Linked DNA regions of Homo sapiens: region 2 is linked to region 1. A link is an interaction called in ENCODE POLR2A ChIA-PET data of the cell type or tissue named here. Cell type or tissue: OCI-LY7. All regions are shown on one strand.

Region 1 (2,500 bases):
AGTTTCCCTTGAGTACATTTATAGTCATTTTATTATCCTATAATAATATTTTTAGGTGCCAACCTAGTTGAAGGACATATTGAAATGTACTAAGGAAGTGATGTCTGACTAGCATGACATGTTTCATACTGCTGTATAATTTTATTTCTTAATTCAAATTGAGATAAAATTTAGTTTAGAAAATAAGTCTTCAAACTTAAAGATATTGCTACTAATGCTTAAGTAATAATAATCATAGCCACTTGTGAACAGGTGATATCCCTCTTTGAGATATTCATAGTATTTTATACATTTAATTTTTCATTGTCATCATTTCTATGGTTGTGAGGCAGGTGGAGCTGATGATACCATATTGAACATCTGACACCACATTTTAATGTCTACATTTAGATCCACCATAGGTCATGTGGTTTTCCTCCAACTTTGGAATTAAAGGAAGGTTAATGCTGGATGTTAACACAGTTAGTCTTTAAATGGGCACTGATGTTAGGTTGTAACATCTCCCCAGAAAAAAAAAATGGATATAGAGATTTACATGCCTTAGTTAACAGGAGAAGTATATAGTAGAACCAAGGGCATTTCGGTTGGTGTGAAATCTGGTGTGTTGGCTAAACTATCTCAAACATATCTTATAAATCTTATTACTTTTGAAAAGTTTGAAACAGGTTTTGATTTATAGGCCACTTATCTGAGTTATATATTTGATTGTAAATAAGAAAAATACTCTATAATGAATATAAACTACAGTTATAAGCATCTACTATGCATCAGAAAAGGGGCAAATCAATGTGTGGAGGATTTGAATTGGGTGCTGAAGGCTGAGAGGATGCAGACAGGAGAAAGGAAGCTCCCAGGAAGGAGGAATTTTGTGAACCAAACACAAGGTGGGAAAGCACAGCTCTTCTTCAGGGAATAATAAGCAAGTTGGCTTGTCTAGAGCAGAAGTTTCATTTCATTCATTTTATTAAAATGTATTCTGTGCCTACTCTGCACCAGGATTGTGGTAGTTTCCAGAAATACAAAGAGGAGTAAGACATAGATTCTATTCTCGACAGCACACAGTTTCATCGCAAAAACAGGTGCATAAATATATATGTAATTGGTGCAATAATAGAAATAAGGGTTGTGGTTGAGAAGACTAGCATTTCCTGGTGCCACTTCCCGCCAGACTCTGTGTCTGGCACTTTACATATGTTAGTGTGTCTGTGTGATCATTTTTAGTGACAACTAATGTCTGGGTTCTTTATGTACTCTGTAGAGTGTGAGATGATTTACATGCATTATTTCATTAGATCATCACCATTAACCAATGAGATAGATTGTTATAATCCCTAGCTTATTGATGGGAAAACTAATAGATACTTCTGAAGGACTTGTCCAAGGTCACAAAGCTGCTAAGTGACATAGCCTGAATTCTAAATGTGATTTAGTGCAGGTATGGGGGTGGGGGCAGGGATGAAGTTTGGGGTGGTGATGAGGTGATTTACTGTCCTGGGGGAATGTGATTTAGCACATCAAAACATAGATGATATCTGAGTCTGGTTCTGAAGGCTAGATAAAAGGAAATCAGTTTAAGGGCTATTGTTGCTGGAGGGAGAAGCAAAGGCTCAAAATGTGAGGAACTGCATGTCACATACCTGGAAATGTGGGCAGGAAGTGTGAAGACAAGAAAGCTGAAGAGAAGCTGGAGGAAGATGCAGGAACCAGGTTATAAAGTTCTTTTTTTTGAGATGGAGTTTCACTCTTGTTGCCCAGGCTGGAGTGCAATGACACAATCTTGGCTCACTGCAACCTCCACCTCCTGGGTTCAAGTGATTCTCCTGCCTCAGCCTCCCAAGTAGCTGGGATTACAGGCACCCTTCACCATGCCCGGCTAATTTTTTTTTTTGTATTTAGTAGAGACGGGGTTTCACCATGTTGGGCAGGCTGGTCTCGAACTCCTGACCCCAGGTGATCCACCCACGTTGGCCTCCCAAAGTGCTGGAATTACAGGCGTGAGCCACCATGCCTAGCCTTTTTTGTGCCAGGTACAGTGGTTCATGCCTGTAATCCCAGCATTTTGGGAAGCAGAGGCAGGGGGATCCCTTGAGCTCAACAGTTTGAGACTAGCCTGGGCAAGACAGTGAGACCCCCATCTCCACAAAAAATAAAATAAATTAACTGAGCATGGTGGCACATGCCTGAAGTCCCAGCTACTTGGGAGGCTGAGGCAGGAAGATCTCCCGAGCCCAGAAGGTCAAGGCTGCAGTGAGCCAAATTCATGCCACTGCACTCCAGCCTGGGTAACAGAGTGAGAGCTTGTCTCAGAAAAAAAAGAAAAGAAAAAAAAGAAATAAAAAAGAGTTTTTTTGAGCCACGCTAAGGAACTTAGACTTTGGTAGCAGGCAGTGATCCTTCAGAACTCTCTTTCTTTTTTTTTTTGAGATGGAGTTTTGCTCTTGTCACCCAGGCTGCAGTGCAGCGGCATGATCCCGGCTCACTGCAACCTCTGGCTCCTGGG
Region 2 (2,500 bases), 140 kb before region 1:
GGTCACAGAATGCTTTGTGATGATGATGGCCAAGCCTAAAGTCTGTCAGTTCTTTGAGGACAGAGGCTGGGTCTTTCTCACCTTCCTTCACCCATGGCATCTAGCACAGCACTTTGCACATAATAAGTGCTCATCTAATGTGTTGGGCGAATGGCTCTCTTAAAGTCCCTTCCAGCTTCATGATGCCATAATTCTGTGGCCTCAGAGGTCCCACAGCAGTCAGATGGCTTAAGGTGCTGCTGGCAGACGGCGTGAAGGTGAACAGACATGGGGTTTTATGATATGCAAAATCACTCATGAACAACTAAACTGGAAACCAGGGAGGAGAGCATAATGAGCTTCCCTTCTTAGCTTAGATTTCTAGGAGAATCCTCAGGCATAACAACAGGAACACAGCCAGTGCAGCTGCCCCACGTGGATGATCAGAGGCGACGTCTTACTCTCCACAAAGCCAAGTTTGGTCAAGCTCCTCACAGCTGTTTCCCACAGAGAGGAAATCCCCTAAGTTCCCAGGCAGTGTAAACTGACCGTGTGTTTATAAAATAGACGCCATGCCCCAAGAACATGAAAACAGTCCAGATGCATGAACCTGCAATGCAGCAGTGATTCAAGACACTTGGGAGTAGGGAGGAGAGCGTGAGTGAGAGAACGCTTCAATGCCGAAGCAGAGTGGCTGTTCTCTGGAGAACACCCAAACTGATCTAAAGCCAAAGTTCAAAAAATAACAAACATGCAAGCCTTTTGAAAACAAATTGTGCCTAGATATCTTTGCAAGCTGAGTGGTCAGCCCTCAGACAGTGCTATGAGGGAGTGATTGCAGACCACCCAGCACCCAAGGAATTAGGGGCAGTTCATGCTGTCCCTGTGTCCAAGGGCTCCGAGAGCTCAGATTAAAATTCTTTCTGCCCAGCTTTTGCAAGATGGAACCAAAAGAGCCCACTTGTGAGAAGGCAGGGGATTGAGGAGGGTCCCCTCCTCCCAGTACGGACTGTGTGGTGCCTTCAGATGAGCTGTTTTGTTTCACGCTGAGCTGAGCTCACCTAGGCGATGACCTTGTGACAAGAATACCAGGCTGAGTCCAGATCAGCAAAGAGGGGACAGGAAGAGGAAGAGGAAGAGAGAAGCAAGTGCAGCCATGCGAAGCTGTGACTGACAGAAGCCAAGTCAGAACTGCTGGTTAACATAATTTTTAATCCTTCATCAGGGCTGGTAAAATGTTGACAAAGGAGAGTCCTTGTAGTGAATCTCTCAGTCTATTAAGAAAGCTGTTTCAGACCCAGGGACATAAGGCAGGTGTATTGGAGTCATCAGACTCTCTACAAAATATTAGTCATCAGCTCTGCAAAAACCCCGTGGGCTGCACTGGGGCGTGAGTCCCTCAAAGTTTAACTAAACATGGCAAACTGGATGTACACAGACAACCTTAATAGCTTCTGGGGATTCTGGAAAGAGCTGGGGACCGGCTCCCTTAAAAATCTACTCTAAGAAAATTCACCGCAGGCCCAGCGTGGCTCCTGACCTGGAGGATAACAATGATAATGGAAGTGCTGTTAAAAGTAAGAATGACTATGAGTTATTGAGTTTTTCATCTGCTCAGGCACCGTGCTGGGCCTACACAGTATCTCATTCAGTCCTACTAAGGACCATTACTGTCCCTTTCCTACCTAGGGGAAAAGGAGATTGAGAGAAGTCAAACCGCTTTCTCACGGTGACAGGGTAGGCGGTGGAGCCAGAATACAAATGCAGGGGCTCCAGCCTCAAAGCCCGTGCTCTCTGCTCACATTGGCCCACCCAGGACAGACGCTGTCGGGATGTCCTGGGGGTTTCACACTGTTAAGAAATAATAACGAGTGAGAGCCAAGGTGTACTCTGGATCTACCTGAAGCACCCAACTCACTCCCTTCCATGATGTGACTAACGGCGTTTCAGATCTGTTTGTGCTCCGACCTGACCTCAGGAAGCCAAAGTCCCCTGAGGTCTGGGGTGTGTATGCTTGGGGACCCGAAATTAGAGGCACACCTACCTAGGATTGAATGTAACGATCTAATCAAGAAAAGGTGTGTGTGTGTGAGCCAGAGTGAGAAAACGAGAGAGGGAGAGAGAGAGAAAGAGAGGGAGAGAGAGGAAGAGAGGCCCAGTTTGTTTTCCAGGGGACAGAAAAGGAACTGATGAAGGCCCTGAAAATTCAGTCCAGGCAACTCCATCCCCCTATCAGGCTCAACCCTCAGTAGTACCCCAGCTTTCCCTTCCCCACATCCTCCAAGCTCTTTCTCCTTAACAGCTAAAGACACCTTAGGCTGCCCAGAATGAAAAATATCCTGGAACTTAACAACAAAGGAGCTGCCATGTTCCACTGTATTTCTTTTCTTTTCTTTTTTCAGACAAGGTCTCACTCTGTTGCCCAGGCTGGAGTGCAGTGGTGTGATCTTGGCTCCCTGCAGCCTCGACCTCCTAGGCTCGAGTGATCCTCCTGCCTCAGCCTCCCGAGTACCTGGGACTA

The links. Peaks named below come from ENCODE experiments on the same cell type or tissue, not always from the same donor. Only the 100,000 strongest peaks of a DNase experiment are listed, where the experiment ranks them.
Region 2: POLR2A ChIA-PET joins it to region 1 with 11 read pairs; 8 of 35 experiments call an interaction of 5 or more read pairs at or near these places.

What each region holds. Positions count from the first base shown.
Region 1 is chr11:111,271,245-111,273,744 of GRCh38, reverse strand. The region is part of intron 2 of POU2AF2 (POU class 2 homeobox associating factor 2); the gene reads right to left. Among named protein-coding and RNA genes, the nearest start is that of POU2AF3, 26 kb to the left of the region's middle. In OCI-LY7, no CTCF peak of the experiment used is centred here; DNase peaks (open chromatin) are centred at 1,124 and 1,634; H3K4me3 peaks cover 1,737 bases; H3K27ac peaks cover 2,500 bases.
Region 2 is chr11:111,415,922-111,418,421 of GRCh38, reverse strand. It overlaps LOC100132078 (a long non-coding RNA gene), which reads left to right and starts at 236. Exons shown (of 4, transcript NR_046085.1): 1 at 236-2,057; 2 at 2,382-2,500. It also overlaps a transcript of BTG4 not described here. RefSeq lists enhancers at 381-490, 1,541-1,610 and a silencer at 1,831-1,880. In OCI-LY7, no CTCF peak of the experiment used is centred here; DNase peaks (open chromatin) are centred at 491, 1,081 and 1,961; H3K4me3 peaks cover 2,458 bases; H3K27ac peaks cover 2,500 bases.